Regions from separate parts of the Mus musculus genome. Here region 1 is linked to region 2. Evidence: chromatin loops called from intact Hi-C (ENCODE). Cell type or tissue: left cerebral cortex. All regions are shown on one strand. Links, peaks and the distances in the headings refer to the core of each region. The heading gives the core; the rest is flanking DNA.

Region 1 (15,356 bases), core at 2,738-10,737, 85 kb after region 2:
ACAAGCTTTCCAAGCCTGCCCGAGGAAAGCCCATGGAAGCAGCAGCAGAAGAGTCCCTTGTTCTGAGGCCCCAGAGCAGAGGCACACTAGGGATGGTTATGTAAGTGTGGGAAAGAAAGCCGGTCAGGGCCTGTTTCCCTCTTAGTAGGAAAGCATCTTCCCTGAGTCGCAAAATCCTCGCATTACACAGTGCTCTAAACTGTTTCTAGATACCGACTGAGCTTTTTAAATAGAATTGAACGGCTAGCATCGCTATGGGGGAGACTCCGGACTAACAGCAGATCCCTAATCATTCCTGGTGACTTGAACACAGGTTTGTACAGCAAGGGACACACCATATCCAGGCTTGTGCATTTGGTAAGAAGTGCATCACGCAGTCTAGAGAATCTTGGTAAAACAACAGATACAAGAATAGGAAAAAAAACAAGTCTCATTTAAAATATACAAGAGACTTTACACATAAGACCCAGATCACCTCTGTTGCAGTAAATCTCCATCCCAAATATGCCCCAGCAATGAAAACACAACACAGTTAATATGAATACATGCTGTGCACCTAGATTGGGCAGATCTACCGCTATACTACCATCTTCCACATCTATGAGACCCCTTAGAACTTGCAGTTTCTACAGGCCATGTGCTTCTGCTCTGCTTTTCTTCTTCTTCTTCTTCCTCTTCCTCCTCCTCCTCTTCGTCCTCTCCCTCTTCCATTTTCTCTTTCTTCTCTCTCTTCACCTTCCACTCCACCTTCCCTTTTGTCTGCCCAATCATCAAGTTCTCCTTTATTTTATAAATTAAGGTGGGAAGCCAGTTTACAGTAAATCACCTGAGTGCTGACTCATTCCTTGTTCGAAGCCACTCACTGGAGAATAAAATTAACATCAAATATAATTAGCCTCAGGGCTAGCCACAACACAGAAATCCACTTATCACAGAAATGATTCTAAACACTAGTTTCCACAAAAGAGATCTGGAAAAAACACTAAGTTTGGTGTTTTGAGTGATAATACAACACAAAATAAAGACTCAGATTCTTGGGCATAATCAGCTATGGTCACAGAAAGGCATTTTCTTCTTTTTTTTAATATTTTTATTAGGTATTTTCCTCATTTACATTTCCAATGCTATCCCAAAAGTCCCCCATACCCTCCCCCCCACTCCCCTACCCACCCACTCCCACTTTTTGGCCCTGGTGTTCCCCTGTACTGGGGCATATAAAGTTTGCAAGTCCAATGGGCCTCTCTTTCCATTGATGGCCAACTAGGCCATCTTTTGATACATATGCAGCTAGAGACAAGAGCTCCGGGGTACTGGTTAGTTCATAATGTTGTTCCACCTATAAGGTTGCAGATCCCTTTAGCTCTTTGGGTACTTTCTCTAGCTCCTCCACTGGGGGCCCTGTGATCCATCCAATAGCTGACTGTGAGCATCTACTTCTGTGTTTGCTAGGCACTGACATAGTCTCACAAGAGACAGCTATATCTGGGTCCTTTCAGCAAACTCTTGTTAGTGTATGCAATGGTGTCAGCGTTTGGAAGCTGATTATGGGATGGATCCCCGGATATGGCAGTCTCTAGATGGTCCATCCTTTCGTCTCAGCTCCAAACTTTGTCTCTGTAACTCCTTCCATGGGTGTTTTGTTCCCAATTCTAAGAAGGGGCAAAGTGTCCACACTTTGGTCTTCATTCTTCTTGAGTTTCATGCGTTTAGCAAATTGTATCTTATATCTTGGGTATCCTAAGTTTCTGGGCTAATATCCACTTATCAGTGAGTACATATTGTGTGAGTTCCTTTGTGATTGGGTTAACTCACTCAGGATGATGCCCTCCAGGTCCATCCATTTGCCTAGGAATTTCATAAATTCATTCTTTTTAATAGCTGAGTAGTACTCCATTGTGTAAATGTACCACATTTTCTGTATCCATTCCTCTGTTGAGGGACATCTGGGTTCTTTCCAGCTTTTGGCTATTATAAATAAGGCTGCTATGAACATAGTGGAGCATGTGTCCTTCTTACCGGTTGGAACATCTTCTGGATATATGCCCAGGAGAGGTATTGCTGGATCCTCCGGTAGTACTATGTCCAATTTTCTGAGGAACCTCCAGACTGCTTTCCAGAGTGGTTGTACAAGCTTGCAATCCCACCAACAATGGAGGAGTGTTCCTCTTTCTCCACATCCTTGCCAGCATCTGCTGTCACCTGAATTTTTTGATCTTAGCCATTCTGACTGGTGTGAAGTAGAATCTCAGGGTTGTTTTGATTTGCATTTCCCTGATGATTAAGGATGTTGAACATTTTTTCAGGTGCTTCTCTGCCATTCGTTATTCCTCAGGTAAGAATTCTTTGTTCAGCTCTGGGTCCCATTTTTTAATGGGGTTATTTGATTTTCTGGAGTCCACCTTCTTGAGTTCTTTATATATGTTGGATATTAGTCCCCTATCTGATTTAGGATAGGTAAAGATCCTTTCCCAATCTGTTGGTGGTCTTTTTGTCTTATTGACGGTGTCTTTTGCCTTGCAGAAGCTTTGCAACTTTATGAGGTCCCATTTATCGATTCCCAATCTTACAGCACAAGCCATTGCTTTTCTATTCAGGAATCAGAAAGGCGTTTTCAATGTGTTGAACATATTAGTAGAAGGAGATGGACCATTTCATGAATATCTCCAACAAACATAGACAGAATCCACCCACACAGTGGCTCAACTTGCCTCACACAAAAAGCAATTCTGGCTCTGAGTCAACCTGAGTGTTGGGGTCCTTGCTTGCATGTCCAGATTGTTCCAGATACAATTGGACTTCCTTTCTCTAGAGTCTTCTTTTCCTAGAGTCTATCCTATTCTAGGAAGCTAGGATCTCCAGCCTCTCCGCTTCTTCAGGAAAGGTCACTGCATCCTGCAGGTTCCTGAAACCTAGCATTTGGTCTGTAGTTCTCAGTCCGTAATTCATATTTGGATAGGAATTGTGTTTATCAGAGTTAAGAATTGGTGGTTGGCCAGAAACTAATTCCAACTGATAACCATTAGCAAGTGGAAAATTAGTTTTCTCTAAAGAAGTCTGACTGGGTAAACAAACCACTCTTAAGGCCAGGCCCCATGCAAAGCACAAGATGGACTCAGATTTATTTTTAGAGGTTTTGTCACATGTCGCCCTTTTTTTTTTTTTTTTTTTTTGGCCTTGCCAACAAGTCTGTTTATATACCATGGTTTCCAATTTTGTGTTTTTAGGGTATTTCTATGTGTGCCAATCTGTGTGTCTCTGTGTCTATATGTATTTCTTGTTCTTTGTCTTTGGCTCTTGCTTTTCCAATCATTTGTTTGCTTTGTCTTATTATTAAGGTTTGTTTCTGTTTTGTTGTAGTTGTTGTTTTAAGATTCCTGTTCGGTTTTGGTTTGGTTTTGGTTTGGTTTGGTTTTTGTTTCTGAGAAAGAGCAAGAAAGGATGTAGATTCGGGTGGTTGGAGAGGTGAGGAAGATATGAGAAAAGTCAAGGAAGAGAAAACCATAATCAGAATTTATTGTATGAAAAAAGTATCTATTTTCAACCAAAAAAAAAAAATGATTGTTGACCAGGCATGGTGGCGCACACCTTTGATCCCAGCGCTCGGGAGGCAGAGGCAGGAGGATCTCTGAGTTTGAGAAAGGATTCCTGGTTTACAGAGAAAGTTCCAGGACAGCCAGGGATACACATAGAAACCCTGTCTCAAAAAAAGCCAACAGTAAATAACTGGTGGTAAGAGAATGAAGTGAAGGCTTTTTACTGTCCAGGAAGGACACTAGACAGGGCAGGGGGATAGGCACTGGGCATCTGGCTCCATAGTTAAGAGCAATTGCTGTGCAGTCATAAAAACCAAGGACTAAAGTTCATATCCCAGCACCCACATAATAATCCAAATATCCTGCACACACCCGTGACCCCAGCTCAGAAGGAAACAGAGAAAGATGGTCTCTGGGACGAGCCAGCTTCCACACTAACTGAGAAAATACAGCCAGGGTTCAGGAAGAAACCTTGCCTCAAAGGAATAGGCCTCAGAGTATAGAAGAGAACACTCACTCAGCCTTCCTTCTCTTCTGGTCTTTGCACAAGTACATAGCCAATCACTCATGTACACATACATTCACATGCAAATTAACTAATTGTGCTTTTACAGAAAAGCATATTAAGCTTAGAGAAAGCATGTGGTGAAGAAAATCATCTAAAAATGATAAATTAAATGGTTTGATGCAGAATAATGGGATTTCGTTTACTCTTGAAATTGAAAGCCAGCAATAGGAGTAAAGGGTTGTTTCTCTAGCCCTTCCTGTTCACATGAATCTAAAAGGTGTAACTTTAAAACACATATGCCTGTCATGATTGACATAACCAAACCCCAAAAGCCAAATCTGAATGAAGGAATGAGGAGTCTTGGAGGAAGGCCAGCCAGTGATGGACAGATCATGGGCATCTGCAGGCCAACAATGAGGAGGTCATATTTACCTGCAGGCCAGTGATGGAAAGGTCATGGCCACCTGCAGGCCAGTGATAGACAGGTCATAGCCATCTGCAGGCCAGACAGGTAATAGCAAGCTGCTGGCCAGTGATGGACAGATTATGGTCATCTACCTGTTGTAGTGCCAGTGATAGACAGGTCATGGCTACCTGACTGTTCTAGAACAGAAACTTCACCATGTCCCACAGTGATAGAAGGCTCACATAGATTCGAGGAGTCTAACACAATGAATATGAGTGCATACCTGAACCTAGAGCTGTAGGAATATACAGTGAGCAAGATGTTGTTACTCTTCCTGAAATTCCTAGCCATCCAACCAGAACCCGATCAGAATAAGATACGAGTGAATGCAGTCTTTCAGGTTATAAAAAGCCAGTACTGAGGACACCAAAACTCTAGTCAGAAAGGCAACAGTCTATTCAACTGTAAACAAACACTCCCAAGAGCAGACTCTCTGTCCAGCATGCGGAATGCACATCACATGAAATCGCCTACTTAACCTCAGAGCCTTAGCTACCAAGTCTGCTTTGCAGAGAGGTCCTTTCCTCATTATGTGGCTGAGAGGATTAAATGAGCCAACACTTGCAGAGCATGTGAAAGCGCCTTGGATACACAGAGCCTTCTGACTGATTGTTAGCTACTTTGATTCTGACGATTGCTAATTAGGAAGCTGTATTATTACATAGCAATCAGTGTCTTAATCGGTATGAGCAAGAAGATCCACAATTAGGAGAGCAGAGATGGAGGGGAGTGAGCGAGGAGTTGAAATTCAGCAACAGCAAGAAGCTACGGCCTTTCATTCACTACAGGCTACTGCCAGGGTGGCAGTTCAGACCAATGAAAAGAGGCAGAGTGCTTGAGCGTAGGACCGCTCAGTCAGTCTGGGACAAACGTGGGGCTGCTCCTGCCTCACTCTAGTTCTGAGCTCAGCTTAGTGTGGAGCTTGTGTCCCGTGTCCTCACCCGCCCCAGTTCTCTCCTCTCTGGGCTGTTCCTCGTGTTTACCTGCTGCCCTGCTGATAGGAGAGCATATGCGCTAATAGATGAGAGAATCAAGAAGTTACCAACTAGGGATCTACCCTCCTGCTCTGAAACTATGTTCCACCGAGGGCCAGGCCTGTGATCCTCCCCCACCCCCGCCCCGCACACAGCCTCCCACAAGGCATTCTTGTAACTGACTGAGAGTCAAGAAAAACTCTGCCACAGGAAAAAGTTTCTAAACACACAACAATGTCAAATTAAGTGTCTCTGAAAGTGCTCACCCACGCTACATCCTGGGATTTGACTGCATCCAGCCCCGGTTCTGAGTACAATTGTTCATCTTACACATAGCGGCATTCGGTGCAGCACCGGCAATGCAGCTCAAACACCCGGGCTCTGATTCCAGACCTTGCTTGTTATAAACTGGGGATTTTATTGTACATAAAAGGTTTTGTGCTCTTATAGAAATACATGGTTTCATTAGAGGAGAGAAAGCAAAGACTTAGTATTTTCTCCCATAGTTCCCCTGCATGGAAGTATCAAATGGGTTTCCCTGTGGTTTGGATTCTACTAGAAAGCTTGATTTTTAAAACTATTGTTTGAATTGCTGGTTTCAGTTTCTTCCTTCCTTCCTTCCTTCCTTCCTTCCTTCCTTCCTTCCTTCCTCCCTTCCTTCCTTCCTTCCCTCCTTCCTTCCTTTGTCTTAGGGTTAGGGCAGAATTTCCAACAACTTCGAAAATGACCTGAAACACCTGCTGCTACTCTGTACTGCAGACTTATTCACAGTGGTGTTCTCAGCTGCTGATTTTAAAGCCTTAAACCATGATAAGCTGTGTGTTCAGCAGTACCTAATAGTCGCCAACTTAAATTTAAAAATAGTGCAAAAATAAACAAGCACAGACATCTCATTAATATGTAAATTTGTTTAATTATTAATCAATGTTAGAATTATATGTACAGCAAATAATTGCTTTAAAATGCATTTCCTTATGATGATGCTTTTAATCAGTAAATGCTTTGCTTCTAATATGTATTTTGTATAACTATATGCCTGAGGTCACATAAGACTTTTTTTTTTAGGTGATAAGGAGTTAACTGGGAAAAGTGTAAGATGCCTCAGTATAGTGTAGTGTAGTGTAGTGTAGTAGACTGAAACAGGAGAACCACAGTTCAGGGTCTGCTGGGTCACAAAGAGAGTTCAAACTAAGCAGCCTTGTCTCAAAACATAGAAAATTTTGAAAAATTAAATATAGAAGAAAAAAGAGTGGGAGGTATCTAGAAGGCAGCATGCTTATCTAGCCTGCCTGAGCCCCTGGGTTCAATCCCTAGAACAGCCAATAAACACATACACACGCGTACACACAGAGACAACTACAACCACATGGGATCCCAAGAGAGCTGACCATCCTCCACACACCTGTTCCACACTCAAGGCTGACAGGAAGGAACTGTGAGGTGAGCTTCTGGGAATGGGGAAACTGAGGTAGTTCTCAGAGCTCTTAACTTGCTGAGTCTCTGACCGATTCGAGCCTTGTGATCCGGAGCATAGAACATGGTGATGCTCAGGCCCTGAGAGCACTGCAGCCTGGGAACCGATGTCCAGGCGCCCCCTAGTGGTCTAGGTTCCTGCTGTGCCGGCCACCACCTGCCTTCCAGGCCCAGAAGCATGAGACTGGAGCTGTGCCCACCTCAGTGAAGTGGCCTGTGGACATGTGGGACACCTGCTGTCCTTGCAGCCGACCTGGCTTCCTGTGGAGCTCATTAGGCAGAGGCAGAAGTGCATGCCAGGCTTGCTTTCATAGTTAATTCTACCTCACGGCAAAGCTGACCCTTGTTCAGTTTTTGTCTGGGTAGCAGGAGCTACCTACCTCTCCGTGAGGTAGCTTTTGGGGAACAAACTGGAATATTTGTGGAATTGGCATGAGGTCCTCTTTCTCTGTGTTCTGTCCCACATGTGAAATGAAGGGACTAGAAGCAACCGCAAAGTTAACTCAAACCTTTTAACACTCATCTAGCACAATTCTATAGATTGGCCCCAAGGCTCTTGGTTCAGACCCGCATTCATGCTGAGTCAGAACTAGGCAACACTATCATGTGAAGGGCATGGACAGATGACAAACTGCAAGACTCACATCTCAGTTCATCACTTCTAAACTGTAATGTCAAAGGGGGGAAACAAAAACACCTAACCTCTCTCTCTGACTATTTATCCATAAAAGGAATGATAGCAATCGCTGCCTTCTGGGGTCCCAAGGAGGAGTAAATGAATTCAGTATGTAAAGCCCTTGGAATAGACACTTCCATGAGCACCATGCCATTTGTATTAGTTAATGTGAGCCCTGCTATGTAACAGGAATATCAGTTATCGTTATTATGTATTGTATTGTCCATTACTGTATGCATTGCCTTATCATGTCTATAAGCCTATTATTAAATTCATTCTGCAGATGCAGGAACTAAGAAAGAATGATGGCAAGCATCTCACAGAAGTCACCTTGTAAATGGCCAAATTGGAGTCCAGGATTAGGGCCCTGTCTGTGCAATCACTCCATGGTAAATCTACATTCTATAAAAGAATGTGTAAAGGAACTGTTAGCTACCCTTTCACAGGACTGTGAGAAGGGGATTGAGCAGTACAATAGGCGACCCAACAGGAAGGGCTTGAGCCAGGCCGTAACACATAGACAGCCAAAAGAGCATGTGACTGAAGCCTAAGAGAACATGGACACGTGTGAGGTGGCTAGGCATGTCTTAGTGCCATAGTTTTCAGGTTTAGATCTGAATGTCCTTCACAGTTAAATCAAGGATGCTAAAAACAATAGCCCCTAAGAATTAAAATTTCCTAGGGAAATTTTAATGCTGAAAGAGGAAAAGGCTGAAGCCTGGCCCTGCAGGAGAAGACATCAGAGTTCTGATGGTACTTCTGGGCTCTTTTTCCATCCGTTCCATAAGATAGTTATATCATGACAGAGGGTGGAGATTAACGAGGAGTAATTCTTTCCCGAGACAAACTGTAAACAAATGTGTTTTGTTTACCAGTTTCTGATTCAAAATTTCTTTGAAAATACAGGGGAACTAAGATGGTGGGATAGTGGAACCAAATGCTCTGGGGCCTTGGTCCCCAGCTTGGTGATTGGATTCTGACAGCTTGGACCTGCCTGCAGATGAATCTTTTGTTGGATTCATAACATGATGGTTAAAAAGAGGCCCGGGAATGTCAACTAGATCAAGCCACATTGAAAGGAATCACTGGGGTGTGCATTAGAGCTGTATTTTGCTCTGGCCTCTTGTTCTCCTCTTCCTCTATCTGCTTCTTGTGAGCTTCTTTGCCACGCCACTCCCACCATGATGGACTGGAGTCTTGCAGACCATTAGCAAGATTTATTTCCTCTATTACCTTCTTTTGGCCAGCTTTTTGTTTACCTGGTGAAAGTTGATTGCTTCAAGTGAGGAGCAAACAAGAAAGTGGAAGGGACAGTAAGTCTGAATAGACTTGTACCCACACCAAGTTGCCACGTCCTGATGCCATGCCAGATGCCCTACTGAGCTATTGGGCCATGGCAGCAAAGAACCATCACAGGAGGGTGGAAGCTTGCACAAGAGAACTTGCCTCCTTCCACAGGAGAAACCGATATATGCTGATGTGGAAATAGTCTGGAATTCCCCCGAGGTATAGGGTGTAGTCCAGAGGATGGGTTGAGCATACACGAGGCCATGAGCTCAATCCTCAGCTCTGGGATAAGGAAAGAAAATACTCAAGAGAAAGCCCACTCGCTTGCCTTGAGATTTGGAAGTCGGGTGACAGGAATCTCTGCTCCACCATGATTCCTTACATGGCTTCATGTGTGTTGCAAAGTGATTAGGAATGAAAAGAGAAACCAAATAGACATCCAGATCCAGTTCTCAGCTCCCCTGTTCCCTTCCATGCACAGCTATGGCATGCAATTCCATCTCTGATCTTCCCTTGATTCTGGAGACGCCCTGCTTTCTGTAATATTTTGTGAAACACTGTTGTTACTGCCACAGTTCAGATATGGGGTGGGTGGATCTGCAAAGTTGCATATGCTGAAGTCTTGGTTCCCCAGCATGCAGCTATATAGGAATGGAGCTTTTCAGAGATGGGACCTGATAGAAAGCAAGCTTGGGGTGTTGGGGCCCTGTCCCCAGGATTAATAAGTTGCTAGGAAAGTGCATCACATGATCAGCAAGCCTGCTCCCTCTTGCTTCCTTGCCTGGTTGTGTGGCTGCTTCCTTTCACACTTGTCACAGTAAAGCCTTCTGCCACTGTGCTATGAGGTGCCAGAAGGCTCTTTCTTACCAGAGGACAGGCTAGTGATACTGCCTGATCTAAGGCATTTAAGCCCTCAGCTGCTGCTCCATCATCATGCCTGCCTGCCTCCATGATTCCTCGCATGGCTGTAACTGTGAGCTGAAAATTCGGGGTTTTTATAAGTTGCTGTAGTCATAGCATTTCATCACAGCAACAGAAAAGTAACTAGCATAGCTTGTAAGCTGAATATGCAAGGGAAGCAACAGTACAAACACCACTTACATCTTTCCACAAAATGAAGATACATAATAAGATATGCATAAATTTTAAAAGAACCATACTACAGCATGAAATGCCAGAGAAAGGTCAAACCATTCCTTGACCTGATTCCCATACTCTGAATGTGATCGATACCAATCAGTAATTTATTAAAAATCATGGCAGAAAATAACCTAGTATAAATTGATGGACTATGCCATCTTGAGCAACAGTGTCTTAACCTGTCAGAACAGAAGTGAAATGAGAAAATATGTGGTAAGGCCAAGGGCTTTAAACTTAGTTGCTCAGTTTCATTTACCAGCAGTGGAGACAAGTTGTGTGACCTCCCTACGTTATGCCTTCTTGCTTTGTAAAATAAAGACAGTATGACTCATTTGCAAGACTGTCTTGCAAAAGAGATGGGTATACAGCACTTGATTACACAGTAGGTGCTCAACTAAAGCTAGCTGCAATACTAACCACCACAAGATAACAGAAAGTTTTGAAGAATCACGGCATGCTGTGTGTGGCTCAGGCATGGAGCAAGCTTGCAGCAAGCTAAGTGCTCTTGACTCTGCTCCTTATAAACAGACCATATGATGAAAAGACTGAGCCGGGCATTCTCTGCAGAAACTTTAATCTCTGGCACTGCACTGTATTCAGAAACCTGCATCAAGGTCTAGGGAGATGGCTCAGTCAATAAAGTACAACATGCAAACATAGGAGGCTGAGCTTAATCCCTGTGTTCTTATGAAAAGCCACTTGTGGTGGTGTATATTTGCAATCCCAGAGTGGGTAGAGACAGGTAGATCCCTGAGGCTTACTAACCAACCTGCCTGGCTCATTCTGTGAGTCCTAGGCCCTGGTGAGAGACTGTGTAATCAAAAACTATGCTTTCTGAGAAGGGACAGCACCTCAAGTCATCCTGGCCTTATGTACATAGGTGCACACAGATGCATGCACACACAAAAGGGGTGGGAGACTACATAAACAAAAACCAATCAGCAACAGGCTTGGAAGGGTCTGCTCGGATCAGAAACATGCACACTGCTGCCTGTGACTGCATGCTGCCCTTCCTGACCACGTCCACAATTATCTCTTCATCCTGTCTCTGGCTCTGCAGATCTGTCTGAACAGCATTTGTATAGAATAACTATCAGGCCTCACTAACTTACACACACTCACAGTGGCCTGGGGGGCTGGGGGGCATAAGAAGTGCATTCACTAGAGACCACAGGAGCAGACCTTCTACGTTGTTTCAGCCGACTAAGTGGAGACCATGACTCCTCGCTACCTCGGTTTTCTCTCTGTGCAACAGGAGTGACACCATTACCTTTCAACACAGCAACCTTGGGAAACTACATAATGCCACCTTTATCAAATGAACCTTGAGAATTTGGAAGTAGCTAAGGGAAATAAAGAACAATGAGACTATGGAGATATTCATGTCGAAGAGGGTGTGGAGTTCATTTGGTTACAGGGTAAGGTCCATCATCAGGAAAAACAAGACAAAACAATCAAAGCAGGACTTGGTGGCAGGAACTGATGCAGAAGCCATGGAGGAATGCTGCTTACTGGCTTATTCTTTACGACTTGCTCAGTCTGGTTTTGTCTGTTTGATTGATTGATTGATTGATTGATTGATTGATTGATTTAGACTGGGCTTGCTTGCTTGCTTGCTTGCTTTTGGGGGTTATAATCTAATTTTAACATTTATTTCTTCTCTTTCCTCCCTCCAAACTTTCCCACATGCCCCTCCCTGCTGTCCTTCAAATTCATGTATACATGGTGTGCATGTATATTTGTACATACGTGCAAGTCCTAACTATAATCAAGTGAGTTCACATAATGATGCTTGTATGTGTTTTTGCAGGGGCTGACCATTGGTTACTTGACACCCAATGATCGGGCTCTTCCTTGGAAAAGACGACCTCCTCAGCTCCCATCTTTCCACCATTGCCTATAGTCCTTTGTGTAGAGTTGAGATCCTCAATTTCTAAGAAAAATCATTATTGACAGCGCAAGGTAGCTTCAAAATGATGGTGATGGAGGCAGGTGAGATTGCTTGATGAATAACAGCACTTGCTTAAAACCAGAGTTCAGGACTCCAGAACTCATGCCAAAGCCAGGTAGCCTGCATCCCAGCACTAGGGAGCAGACCGGAGGAATGTTTCCCCTGGGGCAAACCAGATACCTAGATTAGTGGAATTGGCCAACTAGTGAGCGATCCTGCCTCAATAAACAAAGTCGAGAGAAATTAAGGAAGACATCCAACATCAGCTTTAGTCCTACACTTGCATACACACACACACACACACACCAGCAGTTAGTACAACTGAAACACAACAGCGATAGTACATACCACAAAACAAAAATTATACATAAGCATCTTGAACAGCTTCAGATGCCATCTCACCGGGCTCTCTTTATATTCAGGTCCACAGCGTCTATAGGAATGTATTGTCCATGAATTTGCATGCATTAGCATTATCAAGAATAGAAAATGATACTATCATTATGTAAGCAGCTTCAGTTTAAACAGGCTGTCAGTCAACTGCCTCCAGGCTTGGCAATATCCAGTTTGTTGGCAGATAGGACATTCCAACCTGCTTTTTCCTGTCATGTTTTTGACAAACATCATAAGCCAGGTGCCTTTTTCAAGCTGTCCCTTAGCCTGAATCGTCAAGTTCATCACAAAGCGGTGACATTGTTTCAGTAGCTGAGGTAAATGAGCACATAAATTCATTTTCAATCCAGCTTTCTGTTTTCGTTTTTCTTATAGTTAATAGGAGCGGAAGACTTAGCAATGTGTTATGAGAGAGTGATTTAAAAAGCTCTGTCTTAATGAGAACACACGTTGACACAGCTCTTTACAGCCAATCACTAGGAAGACACTGATAATTTCTCCATCTGCAATACACCTCACTCAAGTGTTTTAAAACTCTCATGGTTTGGCTACAAATTTGAAATGCTCTGTTTACCAAAATGAAATTTAAGAAATGCACCTATAATCAGCACCAAGCAAGTCCACTCAGAGAAGTCACGGGCTGAGTCCTGAAACCCAGGCAACCTTTATTCCCCATCATCTTCCTTAAGTGCCTGAAGCAGGGAGATAAAGACTGTGTCAAATATTAATGCTTTGCTTTGTTTCAAAGGAACTGGGAATAGACATAAATTAAGAATGATTTGATTTTCCCCTAAGACAGGTTCATACAAGGTAGCCTTAGCTGACCTCAAAGCCAGGTCTTCCTGCCTCCTCCTCCTCCTCACAGAAGATAAGATTATAGGTATGCATCTCCTTGCTTAGCATCCTTGAAGTTTTAGGGGTTTTTAAAGGTGTTTTTATTTTTATTTTTATTTTATTTTTATTTTTACTTCGCAGGTGTTTTGCCTGCATGTATGCCTGTGTACCCTGTACAGACAATGCCTGAAGAGGCCAGAAAAGGCATTGTATCCCCTATTACTGTGGTTACACACTGTTGTAACCCATATGGGTGCAGGGAATCTAGCCCTGCCCTCTGGAAGAGTAGTCAGTGCTCTTAACCACTGAACCATCCTACCAGCCCCAATAATGTTTAGGGACGGGTGTTTGTTTGGTCTGGTTTTTTTTTTTTTTTCTCCTTAAAAAGAAGAATTTGCCACTCTCCTAATAATAGTGTCATTTATCAAAGCTTTCCAAGAAATTAGAAGAATAGGAACCCAGGGCAATATCAGTAAAGGAAACTCAAACACTGGATTATCATCCAGTGAGATTTAACAATTTGGATGAAGAAAATGACTTTAATTGAATTAATATTAACTTGCATAGACTATTATTTAGGAAGAAAACAAAAAGTATAAATAAAAATGCTATGGCTTCAATGTGAAAAAAATAAAGAAGAGGAATTTGGGGATTGTAATGTACTAAGTCACTTGCCTCTTCCAGAGAGAAGGAGGAGAGAGAGACAAAGACAGAGATGGGGAATGGGAGAAGAGAAAGAGAGGGAGAGACAGACAGACAGACAGAGACAGAGATATGGAGAGGGAGGAGAGAGAGAGCTTACCAACGTTAATCAGAGCATAGTGCTTAGGCAATTGGCTAACAGGTGGCTTTTAAGGATAAGAAACTGAGGAGACCAACTTTCTGAGATGTGAGGGGAGAAAGGAAGTGGATTCTCAACCGAAGCCTGTGGTCAGTTTCTCTACCATTAGAAAGTCAAGATGACTTTCTATAGACAGGAAAACTGGGTGAGGAATGAAATGGTTAGTAGCTGCCACCCTTGAACAAGACTGATCACTTTTCCCACATGAGACTAGCTCACTCAGTAGTGCCAACTGGCTGTGATTCCGAACTTTGCCAAGGACACAGAGCAAAAACTATGACATGGGAAGATCAGCAAAGGCAGAGATGTTCCTGTCAAAGCAAAAGCCAAGTGTCATTTCTTAGGAAATCATCACACAGAAGATGCTATGCAAAGCAGGCACAAGATGGACAGTTTGGCAGATACACTGATTTAGCAGGTCCGGCCAACTCATCTGCCGAGAACTGTGTTAATTAACAGGAAATGTGTGTGAAGAAAATTAATACCATATAATAAATGCAACATTTGGCTGTGAAAGCAGCAGGGTTGAGTCTCCTCTAGAGCATCAGAGAGACAGTGTGTTACTAATGAAATCCCGTCCTATGCGTCCCAGTTTTCTTTACCCTCTGCCGTCTCTGAATCACAAAGGACCCAGGTGGGATGCCTCATTCACTACTTTCATTCACTGAAACATTCACTGAACATCCAACATGTTATGGCCCAACCCTAGTGATGCACATTCTTTAGTAGCAACGTAGACTATCTCGGCTCTTGATGAACATAACTAGGGGCTTGTGGTACTGGAAAATCAATAGCCACCAGAGCCACACCAAGTCAGTGGCATCCAAGATCACTAAGTTTGTTGTCCAAGAACAAGAAACCATGGAAAATAAATAAGCAGAGAGAATACAGACTTATTCTGAGAAAGGGGATCCTGAAGTGGGAGGGGCTCCTGATGTGTTGCCCTGTCCAGTAGGCTGTTAAGGATTTTATGGAGAGAAATGGATGGAGGCTGACATAATCTTTATTAATATAGGTCATTTTTTAATGTATCATGAAGCCAACTAATAAGGAGTCCACAAGTCCTATGCATGTTCCCTCCGCCCAACAGGAATGTCACTCACAACTTCAGGGGAGTGGTCAGATCTGCTACAGGGCTAGCTCATGATCCACTGTGGATCCTACCCTTACTGCCTAGATAGAGATTGAGACTCCTGTCTCATTAGCACCTGGGCACTGGGGATGCAGAAATGACTCTGAGACCCAGATCTTATCCTTCATAGTTTATCTGTGAGTCATTT
Region 2 (15,356 bases), core at 4,151-12,150:
AACTAAAAAACAAAAATAGAGTGAAATATTCTTCAATACAGGAATCCTGTTCAATTATCAATAACCAAAATTCATTATGTTGTGTGCAAGAAATGTTTATTTGCATTTAAAAAATGAAGCACTTCAGAAATATGAGACATGCCTGATTTCTCTCACTGAGTCTCTTGGTGGACATTTGTTCTCCTCAGTGTTTAGGGTATTTTTCTATAATATTTGGCCAGAGGCTTGGGAAAGATTTCTAGCATACTTCTCTAATCTTTTCTGAAAGCTTCTGTAGTTTCTGGCTCAGTATGCTATATCTTTCATATAGGTGAGGGGGTATTTCATGGAGTAGCAATCCACCTAAATGTTTGTATAGATCAAGGTTTTTCCTATAGGAATAAACTCTAGTTAAATGAACAAGTGCTTCATTGAAGTAGACATTGCACATGGAAAGAATTGTTCCTAAAAGCTAAAAGTCAGATAAGGCTAAACGGTCAACAAAGAAATCCTCACCACTGTATGTGCCATTATCTCACTGAGGTGATGCTGAATAACCATTGGCTTCAAACTCTTTCAAGCATAGCCCCAATAACAGTGAGCTTCCTAGTTATGCATAGCAACTCTCAAGCTGCCAGTCAGTGGTCCCAGCGTTGCAATGTGCTGTATTCAGCTCTGATATCCCTTCACACACCAAACAGAACTAAAGAAAAAAAAAAAAAAACCAACCAAACAAAACCGATTGGGCCCTGATACTGCTGACCAACTAGGCACAAAATCACATCAACAACATACCTCTAAGCATGCTGGAACATTAAAATATAACCATAAAAGACAAAGTCATTGAAGGCTAGAAAGGGGAGTCTTTAAGGAAAAAAAGGAGATAACATTTGAAATATAAATAAAGAAAATATCTGCCAGGCAGTGGTGGTGCACACCTTTAATCCCAGCACTTGGGAGGCAGAGGTAGGTGGATTTCTGAGTTTGAGGCCAGTCTGGTCTACAGAGTGAGTTCCAGAACAGCCCGGGCTACACAGAGAAACCCTGTCTCAAAAATAAAACAAAACAAAAGCAACCCTTAGGCACCATCTAGCCCACAGAACCATTCTGAAGTTAAAAATAACACTTGGCTCATGTAAAAGTTAAGGCTGCATAATCAGTGTAGGGAGGGGGAACTACTTCCCTCCCTAGAGAGTAGAGAATTATGAAAGTGTCCACTCTTGTAATTTATTTAGCAGTTTGTCTCACTTCTATATCCAAACATATTTTCTAGAAAATGGCAAGATTTGCTAGGACCACAGGAAATACTTCTTCTAGATAGTTAATAGACAACTATAATGGTAAATTGAAAATTGAGCTTTTTAGAGAGTAGATATAGAGCCCCAAGATCTGAAAACATTGTAATCTTCAGTGGAATGTGCTGGTGCTTTGGGGTTAGAAATCTGTAGAACAACTCAATCCTGGGTTTTGATATATTTCAGAGCTCCTTCAAGAGCAGGAAACTCAAACCACACTTGGTCTTATTTTGAATGGAATTTCCTTTCCATTAGTTTACAATCCTAGCATTGTACATATTGATTGGATGTTTCTATGCATTATCAGAGCACATGATGATGGCATGGTGATATCATTTCTCCAAGGCCCTGAACTTATTTCTATCACCCATTTCCAAAGTCGTAGCCAATGTTTGGATAAGCCACTTCAGGACTGCTATCCCAGGTGTGTGGAGACATGTGAAGATCATCAAGCCCATTTTACATTTTAATGATGCAGAAACTAGTTTCCAGACAGGTCGGTCATGCAGCCCAGCTTAAGACAAAAGCAGGACTGAAACAAAGTACTAACTCAAGTATAGTAGTCTTTTCATTATATAACACACTTGATTATCTGGCTGGCCAACAAGAATAAACTTATATTTCTTATTCATGGAAAATATATTAACAATAGCAAATACAGTCTTCCAAACAAACAATTAAAAAAATGAGAAATCAACAACAGGAGAAGAAGAGGTTGAGAGCATTGTGCTAACTCAGAGACTGAACAGGCATCCTGGGTGGATGATAGAAATTTGATTTGAGCTCTAATGACCAGCTCACAGTTTACATATGTTATTCAACTTTCCTGACATTGTAAGTACTAAAGAGTTCTAAGAAGTAAATGCAGTGGTTCAGATATAGCATCCAACCCACAATATAAGTGTTCAACTAATAGTGACCCAGCTATGTGATGCTAAACTGCCACAGAAGAGCTGTACCACTTCTGAGAAATGTCTTTAGTTCCTGGTGTCTCAATTTCCTCAACTTAAAAATGAGATAAAACTAAATTAGTGAATTCCTTTCATCTCATCAGGAAAAGAAGAATTCATTGGACAAGGGTGTATCTCAGCGATAAAGCACTTTACTTAGCCCATGAAAGTCCCAGGGTTTAACCATCAGTACAAAATAACAATATATATATATATATACAATCATTTCAATATCTTGTTCCAGTCCTAAGTACCAGACAGTTCTAGCTACCCCCAGAAAGATGTTTACACATTTAGCAAAAGGGGTTCCCATTCTACTCCAATTCCAACCCATGGAGCTACAGAAACATGCCATAGATATATCTAATGCCTATCTCTAAACTCTGAAAGGAAGTCTGTGGCCCTGTTCTGTTGTTGCCACAAACAATATGTACGACTTTTGGATAAGTGACATCTGTCTAGCTCTGTCTTCTTGGGAAACAACACCTAATCCCTTTAATGGATTTGTAGTTCCCACAGTGAACATCTCTTTACATCTTCAATACAGGAGGCCACTGGTGGGGCAGGCAGTGCTCACAGTGGCATAGATCCTGCTTTTTGTGGATCTTCTGAGACAGACCAGGTTCTGTAGGCAGCCAGGCACACAACTGGCTTTGTAGGTTAGCTAACAGCATTGGTGAATACAGATGCATTTAAAGAAATAACCTTTTAGTGAGCATACTCAAGGAATATGTCTTTCTCACAAGCTTGAATCCTTTTGCCTCTTCAGCCTTGGCTGGCTGAAAGTACTGGGTACATTGAAACAACATATTTTTGGATTATAAGAGAAGATATTCTAGGGGCTGGTAGTGTGAGTCAATAATAGAACCCTTGGCTAACATGTGTTGTGCCCAGGTTACATCCCCAACATGTGAGAGAAAGAGGGGGGAGTTGGAAAAACAAGGCAGAGTCGGAGAGAAATAAGAAGATGGCAAAGAGAGGAAGTCAAACAGAGAAGGGAGAGAGAAGGAGGGGGAGGAGGAAGGGAGGGAGGGAGGGAGAGAGAGAGAGAGAGAGAGAGAGAGAGAGAGAGAGAGAGTTCTATATCCAAATGGTCTTCCTCCCATCCCATATTTGGCCGTCAGAAATAATCTCATTCAAATGAAATACCTTCCCAGTTTACTAAGTCATCTTTATGAAACAGCATACTAGCTAAAAGCACAAAGTAAACTTGCATCTGAACTACTTTATTTAATAACTATGCAATCAGTAATAAAATTTAACCACTCTGTGTTTCAGATCCCCTTACAGAAAATATAGAAAACAATAACACAGAATTCAGACAACTGCTGGGAAAAGTTGCCAAGATAGTTATGCCAAGCAGTTAGCACAGAGTGTAACATCAAGTATGTAGCATATTGACTAACATCAATCAAAAGGTGAGAGAGAGGCAGTCAGGGAATATGGGGAACAGGAAGAAGAGGGTGGGAGAGAAGGAAAGAGAGAAAGAGAAAAGGAAAGAGAGAAAAGAAGGGAGAGGGGGTCAATCCTGAGACTCTCTAAAAGGGATCATCTAAAGGCCATGGTTCATTGGCTCTAAGTGGCATCTGCTGAGCCCTCTTCTTCTGAGAAAATGCTGTGGCAAAGATTCAAAGCTGATCTGAGAGCTTACTAATAGGATCCTGCCAGAATCAGGAGGAGATGAGATTGTCCTGAAAGTAGGAAAGTTGCTGCAGTTTAAGATAGGATCTATAAAGGAATCATAAACACACGTGGGGGGGGGGCGGGGGGAATTCATGTAGAAACAAAGAAGGAAGGGGTCTTCATCTGTCCCTTTTCAAGCTTGCAGGCATTAAAGGCTACAGGATTTTATGGCTGTATAATTCTCTAAAGACAAAGTACTTCGATCCTGACAGTTGATAGATAAGTACACAGGGCCCAGTGAGGCTAGGCAGCTCATCTGAGGCAGTTCTACAGTAAAAAGGCAATGCTTTTCTTTCTGGGGTTTCCTACCCATTGCTTGCCCTGGTATGTTCCAGCATATTGGTATTCTGTCTCTGAAATGCTAAAGTTGAAGTAAATAAAATATCACAGAGAGAGAGAGAGAGACAGAGACAGTTCTCTCACTTCTTCCAAGTTCCAAAAAGTTTAAATATTTATTTTAAAAAAAAATCAGTTCCAACCCCTGACCCGTTCCTTACAGAGTTTCCCATCAGGGGCCCGAGGAAAACCCCATCAACCTTAGTTCTCTCCAAAACCCTCTCTGCAGTCCCCCTCCCTCCTTTCTGTGCTTTCCTTGCATGCATTTCTAAGAGGCTACCTCTAGAAGTTCCTCACCAAAGCTGCAGGGCAACAGTTCTAATCTGAGAGTGCTAGCATTCCTCTGACACCATCAGGAGAGCTACTGAAGTTTCTTTCCAGTTTTCTGTTTGGGTAAGACTGATTCCTCCCTCCCCAACTCTAGTGGAGAACCTTCAGATGTGCCTAACAGAGAATAGGAGGAGAAAGACACCAGGAAGGAAAGCTGATGCCTAGAAGAAGAGAAAAGCCAGTGGGAGTATTCTGACCAAACTGCCAAGTCTGGATCCTGGAGAAGGCTCTGCTGCTGATCCTGGAGTGACTCAGTGCTGAGTGGCCAGAACTGCCCAGGGGATGGCACAGGTTTAATTACACGCTCTGGTAGCTGACTAACAGCAGGCTTGCGCTCCAAACTACATTCACAGGAAGTGGGCAGAGGCTACACCATAGTGGCAGATTCAAGGAACTCTCACTCCTTGTCTCTCTCTCTCTCTCTCTCTCTCTCTCTCTCTCTCTCTCTCTCTCTCTCTCTCACACACACACACACACACACACACACACACACACACACACACACACACACACCTGGTGCTCTTGACTCTGTCTGATGGGCCCAAAGTTCGGGGACACCACCATTAATCTTCTCCCCCTATGCTATGGAAGGATTGGGGCCAATTGCTATGTCCCCTGACCCTCCGCCACCACCACTGCACAGCAAGGAAAGGCTTTCCATGAGTGCCTAAAGTAGACAGACCCGGGCACTTCTCACCCCTCCCCACACGAGCTTGCCTCCGCATCCCTTAGTCTGAAGTTCAGTTCCAAGGCTGAAGACTTAAAGTCTCACTGGCAGACAAGTGTGCTTCCCCAGGATGGCCATTTACAAAACCAAAGGATGACTCTGCGTGTGCCCTTTCCAACCCTCTCCCTACCTGAATTCCGGGACCAGGTTAGGTTGAAGCCCGTAGAAGGCAGCAGAGAGCGTGACCAGCCACCCAGGCTTGTAACTCCCATTCTCGCACTCCAGATAAGGTGGGGACCACTTGACGTGGCTCCTGTCCCCTCCAAGCCCATCCCTGCGCCGCCAGCTGTGGCCTAGGCCCCGTGGCCCCTGATTGGAGCCACGGCGGTGCAAGTGGGGCCTCCACTTTCGCCGAAGCCCATGGAACCACTCGGTCTCTAGAGTGGCGTTAGCCAGGTGGTGAGCGGAGGAGGACAGGTCCTGCAGCAGGATGCGACTCTCCTCGCGGGTGGCCTGGAGGAAGACCTGCGGGGCGGGCGTGGACAGCGACTCGGTGCTGAAGGTGATGGCCGCCCGGGAGATGCTGGGCTCACCCTCCAGGAGACTTCGCACCAGAGCCTGGTACCACTGCAGGTCATCCTGCACGGTCTGTTCCCGAGACTTATTGCTCTGCAACATCATGTTGAGGAAGTTGGTGGCGTGTGTCAGAGTGTCCAGCGCCCCGTGCAAGGAAGGATGGGAGCTGGCTAGGGACGGTGACTTTCCCGGCAGGCCAGCCAACTCGTAGCGGCCTGAGCAGTTGGCTCTCTTCAGCTGGTGGAAGTCCCCAGTGTAGAGGTAAGAGGCCACGTCCACGGGCACCTCCTCGGCTAGTTTTTGTGCCAAGATGGTGCCGTCAGTGGAGCGGCTCCAGGGAATAGAGGGGTCTGGGGCAGAGGCTCGCGGCAGCTGCTGACCATGCTGCTTCCCCCTCGGAGTCCTCTCTCGAGGGGAATCTGGCCGTCCCGGAGGGTCGAGGCTGGCACCAACCTCTCCCAATCCCAGATGAGCGAGCAGGAGGCAGAAGAGTAAAGAGTAAGCCATGGCTCCCATCTGTCTAGCATAGAAGAGAGGCGATAACCGGAGGAGTCACTTTGTAAATTTTGGTCCTCAATTTATCATCAGTAAGACTTTTGAGGGGAGGCTTCCTTCTTCTCCAGGTGGCGCCCAGTCCAGATGGACTTTAAAATAAGAATGTTTTGAAATTGGCCCAGCTGGCTCAGCTGCCGTCACAGACCAAATCACCTGTGGCAATGCTGGCTGCGCCCGGCTCCACAATGGGTCGGCTCGGGATTACGCACCTCGCAGCCTTGAGCCAAACAGGTTACATCCCCAGCAGCTATAGTTAGCCCGCTTACGTCTTTCTGCTCAGCCGCTTCCACCGCCGCTCTCATTGAGGTGTGTTCAAGAGCTGATGCTGATGCTGCTGATGCAGCTGATGTTGCCACCGCGGCCACCAAAGATGCTGCTCCATCATCTCACCCTTGGCAGGTCGTTCCCGCCTCCCAGTTCTGGCCCCTCCTCGACCGCTTCGCCCGGAGATGGAAGCGCGCACACAGATCCAAGCCGCGAGCTCAGCGGCGAGTCCCAAGGAACCAAGGTTTTCTTTGAAGACGTTCGTGTGTCTGCAGTCCAGACAGCCAGGCAGCTGATTAACTAGAGCCTTTAGGTTTGGCCACAAACCACAGCGCTGCCTTTCTCTGCTCTCAGATGAAAGCAGTTTAAAGAGACAGCTTGGCCGCAACCAAACCCTTGTAGGGCGGCTTCAAGTCGTCTTGTGCCCTGTTTGGTCGGCGCCTCTGTCAATCAGCTGACTGCCATTTGTTGGCTGGGGCGGGAGCTGTCCAGTGCTGAACCCGAGGCGCACTGAGGAGGCGGAGGAGGAGGCGGCGGCGCTGTTTTCACCCACTCGTGTTCCCTGATGACTCGGAAACCTTCAGGGGTGGCAAGGAGTGGGTGGGAAATAGGGGAGAAGTGGCGCTTTTGGTGGTTGAAAGCGAAGGAAACTTGGACTACTGAGGAGGAGGAGGCTGTTGGCATCTTGCTTGCTTAGTAAAATCAGCCCTTTCTTTTGCCTGGAAAAGAGGGAGAAGAGAGTAGTTTTCATTTCTGACTGAAACTGGGGAGGAGGGAACGTAGGATGGAAATGTGTCCTTCTTAGCATCTGCTCATTTTTTAGGCAAATTATCAAATTCTCTTCCTTGTTTTTGGTTAAGAGAATGATTAAACCTGGCTTGCCAAGGATAGTCTTAGCTGTTAGAGAGTAATGGAGACGTCTACTGGCCGAGCTTCAAGGAAAAATAAATGTCATATTTAAAGATTCTCTTATTCGGGGCCAGAATGGAAGGGGAGCTCTGACAAAAAGGATGTGTGGAGAGGGGACATGATCAAGAATTGCGTGTTGTAGACTGTGAGAGAATGAGGATGCAAAACAGTGAATCTGTGGTGTGTGGGATAAAAAGTCACTGTCAGTGAGTTGCTGGAATTCATGAAAAACATCTCAGACTTCAAGGAAGGGCTCCAGAGATGTGCCAGCTCCAGAAAGAATTGGGAGAGCCCCTAAGCTCTCAAAGCTTCCTGTGGCATTTCCCTGTTGAATCTGCACTTTCTAAATGTGCCTCCACTTTTGAATTCCTCAAGAAGACACATGCAGAAAATCCCAGGTTTATTTTAGTCCCCAACTAACAAAGATGTCACTCATGCCAGTCCAAGATAGACTTACTGTACTATGTCATTTTGTTCTAGCAAAAAATACCTTAGGCTATTCTGTGTTTCTAGCATTGTAAACTGATATGTAAAGAAAAATAATTTGTTTAGCTCTTAGTTTTGTACAGTGGGTGTCCAAGATCAGGTAGTCCCTGATTTGGGAGACTGGTAATGGCCTTCTGAAGACAGTATGATGCTCAGAAATATATTGGAGAGAGAGAGAGAGAGAGAGAGAGAGAGAGAGAGAGAGAGAGAGAGAGAAAGAGAGAGAGAGAGGGGTCAATTGGCATGATGACAAACATCAAGTGAAGGGCTAAACAGGGTTTTTAATGACTTACTAACTCTCAGCATGAAGCATTAATCCACCAGTGAGAACAGAGCCCCCACAAACCAATTGCCTTCTATTTCTACTAGATCCCATCCCTTAAAATTTTACCATATTAACACCTCACACTGAAAACAAAGCTTCTAATGAAGGAACCTTTGGAGCATGTACTGGCTAGTTTTGTGTCAACTTGACACAGCTGGAGTTATCACAGAGAAAGGAGCTTCAGTTGAGGAAATGCCTCAATGAGATCCAACTGTAAGGCATTTCCTCAATTAGTGATCAAGGGGGAAAGGCCCCTTGTGGGTGGGACCTGCCCTGGGCTGGTAGTCTTGGGTTCTATAAGAGAGCAGGCTGAGCAAGCCGGGAGAAGCAAGCCAGTAAGGAACATCCCTCCATGGCCTCTGCATCAGCTCCTGCTTCCTGACCTGCTTGAGTTCCAGTCCTGACTTCCTTGGTGATGAACTGCAATATGAAAGTGTAAGCTGAATAAACCCTTTCCTCCCCAACTTGCTTCTTGGTCATGGTGTTTGTGCAGGAATAGAAACCCTGACTAAGACAGAGCACTATCCAAATCAAGTAATAGCAATATCTAAGTGCTGGGATGTACGAGACAAAACACCATGGTCATGGTGGTACATTGAATATCTAGAACACTGCTGGCACAGAGTAGGCTCTCATTATACACTTGATAATTAATGAATGAATGAGAAGATGATGAATTTAATTATTCTTTTCTCATGAGAAGAATTCTGCTCAGTGAGCCAGGGATGAAGGCTTTTGGAATAGGAGTTAGCAACCAGTTTTCTCAGCTGCTGTACATGGTTTCCAAGAAAAATTTTACAACTATGCAAAAAATAGTTATTTGACTTGTATTTACTTATAAGTAACTTCTGTGTTCATATCTGTCCTAGTAAGGAGTACTATTGCTATGATAAAACACCATGACTAAAAGCAAGTTTTGGAGGAAATAGATTATTTGGCTTACACTTCTACATCATAATCCATTATCAAACAAAGACAGGAAGGAACTAAAACAGGGCAGGAACCTGATGCACAAGCTGATGCAGAGGTCATGTAGGAATGCTGTTTACTGGCTTCCTCTTCTTGGCTTGCTTAGCCTGCTTTCTTATGGAACCCATGACCATCAATCTGCCCAGGGATGGCACCTCTACAGTGGTTTGGGCCTTCTCATATCAATCACTAATTAAGGAAATACTGGCTTGCCTATAAGCTAATACTACAGAAGGACTTTCTCATTTGAGATTCCCTCTTCTCTGATAGTTGTAGCCTGTGGGAGGTTGACATCAAACTAGCCAGCATAATATCTGAGTTTTTGCTTAAATTTTGCTTTGAAACACATACTCTTATGCTAAGTAGAAGTAACTTCAGTTTATTAGTCTGTTATATCACATGTGGCAATAATTACACATAGAGTTTCTCTTGAATTTATCATAATATTCCATGTTTTTGCATTTATTTAACTATCTAAAGACTTAAGTGTAATATCCTCAGTGACTATTTTAGAAAACCTGTAAAACTTATTTAAAATTCTTTAGGCACCTTGCCCGCCAGAGAGGTGGCTGCCTGGGAGGGCTCTGGCCTCCAGAGCAGGCGAGGGAGCCATCTTGTGTCCGGGGTCCCTCTGAGACCAGTCTGCTCAGGTGAGAGTGCAGACTGCAGAAGCAACACAGCTTCTGGAACAGGCAGAAGTGACACAACTGCTGGGACAGACCCCGTTTAGGGTTCCAAACATCCTGGCATCTTCCCCTCCAGAAAAGAGGTGGCCGCCTGGGAGGGCTTTGAACTCCAGAGCTGCTGAGGGAGCCATCTTGTGTCCCAGGTCCCTCTGAGACCAGTGTGTGCAGGTGAGAGTTCGGACTGCAGAAGTGACACAACTTCTGGAACAGACCCTGTTTTGGACTGCAGATATCCGGGCACCTTCCCCGCCAGAGGAGAGGTGACCACCCAGGAGGGAATCTGACCTCCAGAACAGGTAAGGGAGCCATCTTGTCTCCTGAGTCGCTCTGAAACCAGTTTCCATAGGTCAGCTCACAGATTGTGGAGAGTGAGCAAGCTGACTACATAAGCAACACAGCTTCTGGGAAAGGCAGAAGCAACACAGCTTCTGGGACAGACCCCCGTTTAGGCCTCCAGACATCTGGGCACCTTCTCCGCCAGAGGAGAGGTGACCACCTGGGAGGGCTCTGACCACCTAAGCAGGTGAGGGAGCCATCTTGGGTCCTGGGTCCCTTAAAGACCAGTCTGTGCAGGTGAGCGCACAGACTGCAGAGGCAACACATCTTCTGGGTCAGGCCCTGTTTCAGGCCTTCATCTTCAGCCAGGTGGCAGGTCTGAATGTCAGACCTCTGTGTACCTTCGCTGCAAAAGGAGAGCTTGCATACAAAGAGTACTCTGACCACTGACACTCAGAAGAGAGCTGGACTCCCAGGACTGCTAACAAAGGCTAACAGAATCAGAGGAGGAACAGGCTCCAGACAGAGATAACTATAACAACTAACACCAGAGATTACCAGATGGCGAAAGGCAAACATAATAATCTTATGAACAGAAACCAAGACTGCTCACCATCATCAGAACTTCACGATTCCACTTCAGCCAGTCCTGGAAACCCTAAAACACCCAAAAAGCAAGATTCAGATTCAAAATCATATCTCATGATGCTGGTAGAAGACCTTATGAAGGGCATTAATAACACACTTAAAGAAATACAGAAGAACAATGCTAAACAGGTAGAAGTGCTTAAAGAGGAAACACAAAAATCACTTAAAGAATTACAGGAAAACACAACCAAACAGGTGCTAGAAATGAACAAAACCATCCAAGACCTTTAAAGGGAATTAGACACAATAAAGAAAACCCAAAGTGACACAACTCTTGAGATAGAAAACCTTGGAAAGAAATCAGGAACATAGATGCAAGCATCAGCAATAGAATACAAGATATGGAAGAAAGAATCTCAGGTGCAGAAGATTCCATAGAGAACATGGGCACAACAATCAAAGAAAATGAAAAATACAAAAAGGTCCTAACTCAAAACATCCAGGAAATCCAGGACACAATGAGAAGACCAAACCTACAGATAAAAGGAGTAGATGAGAATGAAGAGTTTGAACTTAACGGGACAGCAAATATCTGCAACAAAATTATAGAAGAAAACTTCCCAAACCTAAAGAAAGAGATGCCCATGAACATACAAGAAGCCTACAGAACTCCAAATAGACTAGACCAGAAAAGAAATTTCTCCCTACACAAAATAATCAGAACAACAAATGCACTAAATAAAGATAGACTGTTAAAAGCAGTAAGGGAAAAAGGTCAAGTAACATATAAAGGCAGGCATATTTGAATTACACCAGACTTTCACCAGAAGATCCTGGACAGATGTTATACAGACCCTAAGAGAACACAAATGCCAGCCCAGGCTACTATACCCAGCAAAACTCTCAATTACCACAGATGGAGAAACCAAAGTATTCCATGACAAAACCAAATTCACACATTATCTTTCAATGAATCCAGCCCTTCAAAGGATGATAACAGGAAAACACCAACACAAGGACGGAAACTACACCCTAGAAAAAGCAAGAAAGTAATCCTTCAACAAACCTAAAAGAAGACAGCCACAAGAACAGAATCCCAACTTTGACAACAAAAATAACAAAAAGCAACAATTATTTTTCTTTAATTTATCTTAACATCAATGGAATCAATTCCCCAATAAAAAGACATAGACTAGTAGACTGGCTACACAAACAAGACCCAACATTTTGCTGCAAACATGAAACCGACCTCAGTGAAAAACACAGACACTACCTCAGAGTTAAAGGCTAGAAAACGCTTTTCCAAGCAAACGGTCTGAAGAAATAAGCTGGAGTTTAAGAAATTATAAATTATGAAGATTATAAGAAATTAGCCATTCTAATATCAACTAAAATTGACTTTCAACCCAAAATTATCAAAAAAGACAAGGAGGGGCACTTCATACTCATCAAAGGTAAAATCTTCTGAGATGAACTTAATTCTGAATATCTATGCTTCAAATACAAGAGCAGCCACATTCATTAAAGAAACTTTAGTAAAGCTCAAAGCACACATTACACTGCACACAATAATAGTCGGAGACTTCAACACCCCACTCTCACCAACGAACAGATCTTGGAAACAGAAACTAAACAGAGACACATGGACACTAACAGAAGTTATGAAATAAATGGATTTAATAGATATCTACAGAACATTTTGTCTTAAAACAAAAGGATATACCTTCTTTTCAGCAGCACATGGATCTTCCTCCAAAATTGACCATATAATAGGTCACAAAACAGGCCTTAACAGGTACAAAAATATTAAAATTATCCTATGCATCCTATCAGATTACCATAGAGTAAGGCTAATCTTCAATAACAGCATAAATAATAGAAAGCCAAAATTCACTTTGAAACTGAACAACACACTACTCGATACCTTGGTCAAGGAAGAAATAAACAAAGTAATTAAAGATTTTTTAGAGTTTAATGAAAAGGAAGCCAGAACATACCCAAACTTATGGTACACAATGAAGGCAGTTCTAAGAGGAAAATTTATATCCCTGAGTGCCTCCAAAAAGAAACCAGAGAGAGCATACACTAGCAGTCTGACAGCACACATAGAAGCTCTAGAACTAAAAGAAGCAAATTTACCCAAGAGGAGTAGACAACAGGAAATAATCAAACTCAGGGCTGAAATCAAGCAAGTAGATAAAAAAGAACTATTCAAAGAATCAATCAAACCAGGAACTGTTCTTTGAGGAAATCAACAAGATAGATAAACCCTTAGCCAGACTAACTAGAGGGCACAGGGACAGTATTCTAAATAACAAAATCAGAAATAAAAACGGAGACATAACAACATAACCTGAGGAAATACAAAACATCATCAGATCCTACTATGAAAGGCTATAGACAACAAAACTGGAAAACCTGGATGAAATGGACAACTTCCTAGACAGATGCCAGGTAACGAAGTTAAATCAGGATCAGATTAACGATCTAAACAGTCCTATATCCCCTAAAGAAATAGAAGCAGTCAACAATAGTGTCCCACCAAAAAAAGCACAGTCCCAGATGGGTTTAGTGCAGAGTTCTATCAGACCTTCAAAGAAGACCTAATTCCAACTCTCCTCAAAATAGAAACAGAAGGTACTCCACCCAATTCATTCTATGAAGCCACAATTACTCTGATACCTAAACCACACAAAGATACAACAACAAAAGAGAACTTCAGAACAATTTCCCTTATGAATATCAATGCAATAAAATCCTCAAAAACTGAATCCAAGAACACTTAAAATGATCATCCATGACGACAAAGTAGGCTTCATCCCAGGGATACAAGGATTGTTTTATATACGGAAATCCATCAATGTAATTCATTATACAAACAAACTCAAAGACAAAAATCACATAATCATCTCATTAGATGCTGAGAAAGCATTTGACAAAATCCAACACCCATTCATGATAAAAGTCTTGCAAAGATCAGGAATTCAAGGCCCATACCTAAACATACTAAAAGCAATATACTGCATACCAGTAGCCAACATCAAACTAAGTGGAGAGAAAAATCAAAGCAATCCCACTAAAATCAGGGACTGGACAAGGCTGTTCACTCTCTCCCTACCTATTCAATATAGTACTTGAAGTCCTAGACAGAACAATTAGACAACAAAAGGAGATCAAGGGGATACAAATTGGAAAGAAAGAAGTCAAAATATCACTCTTTGCAGATGATATGATAGTATATATAAGTGACCCTAAAATTTCCACCAGAGAACTCCTAAACCAGATAAACTGCTTCAGTACATTAGCTATGTATAAAATTAACTCAAACAAATCAATGCCCTTTCTCTACACAAAGTATAAATGGACTGAGAAATAAATTAGGGAAAGAACACCCTTCACAATAGTCACAAATAATATAAAATACCTTTGTGTGACTCTAACTAAGGAAGTGAAAGATCTGTAGGATAAGAACTTCAAGTCTCTGAAGAAAGCAATTGAAGATCTCAGAAGATGGAAAGATCTCCCATGCTCATGGATTGGCAGGATTAATATAGTCAAAATGGCTATACTTTCTGAAAGCAATCTAAGATTCAATGCAATCCCCATCAAAATTCCAACTCAATTCTTCACTGAGTTAGAAAGGGCAATTTGCAAATTCATCTGGAATAACAAAAATCCTAGGAGAGCAAAAACTATTCTCAACAATAACAGAACCTCTGGTGGAATCACCATGCCTGATATTAAGCTGTACTACAGAACAATTGTGATAAAAACTGCATGGTACTGGTAAAGTGCCAGACAGGTAGACCAATGGAATAGAATTGAAGACCCAAAAATGAATCTACACACCTATGGTCACTTGATCTTTGACAAGGGATCTAAAACCATCCAGTGGAAAAAAGACAGCATTTTCAACAAATGGTGCTGGCACAACTGGCAGTTAGCATGGAGAAGAATGCAAATTGATCCATTCTTATCTCCTTGTACAAAGCTCAAGTCCAAGTGGATCAAATAACTCCACAGAAATCCAGAGACACTGAAATTAATAGAGGAGAAAGTGGGGAAAACCTGCAAAGATATGGGCACAGGGGAAAAATTCCTAAACAGAACAGCAATGGCTTGTGCTGTAAGATTGAGAATCAACAAATGGGACCTCATGAAATTGCAAAGTTTCTCTAAGGCAAAAGACACTGTTAATAAGACAAAAAGGCCACCAACTGATTGCGGAAGGATTTTTAACCAATCCTAAATCTGATAGGGGACTAATATACAACATATACAAAGAGCTCAAGAAGCTGGATTCCAGAAATTCAAATAACCCCATTAAAAATGGGGTACAGAGCTAAACAAAGAATTCTCAACTGAGAAATACCGAAGGGTTGAGAAGCACCTGAAAAAATGTTCAACATCCTTAATTATCAGGGAAATGCAAATCAAAACAACCCTGAGATTCCACCTCACACCAGTCAGAATGGCTAAGAA

What was found. Peaks named below come from ENCODE experiments on the same cell type or tissue, not always from the same donor. Only the 100,000 strongest peaks of a DNase experiment are listed, where the experiment ranks them.
Region 1: a loop joins it to region 2, with 7 times the contacts of the local background. A loop is called at or near these places in 6 of 42 quality-filtered maps.

Annotation. Positions count from the first base shown.
Region 1 is chr2:21,272,713-21,288,068 of GRCm38, reverse strand. No RefSeq gene overlaps it. Among named protein-coding and RNA genes, the nearest start is that of Gm52501, 52 kb to the right of the region's middle. In left cerebral cortex, for the core only: a CTCF peak has its summit at 7,082 (motif pointing left); DNase peaks (open chromatin) are centred at 5,147 and 7,074; H3K4me3 peaks cover 256 bases.
Region 2 is chr2:21,359,232-21,374,587 of GRCm38, reverse strand. Gpr158 (G protein-coupled receptor 158) reads right to left here and starts at 7,021. Exons shown (of 11, transcript NM_001004761.1): 1 at 5,431-7,021. The coding sequence starts at 6,332. In left cerebral cortex, for the core only: a CTCF peak has its summit at 4,579; DNase peaks (open chromatin) are centred at 6,048, 7,069, 7,566, 7,710 and 3 more places; H3K4me3 peaks cover 3,588 bases; H3K27ac peaks cover 3,319 bases.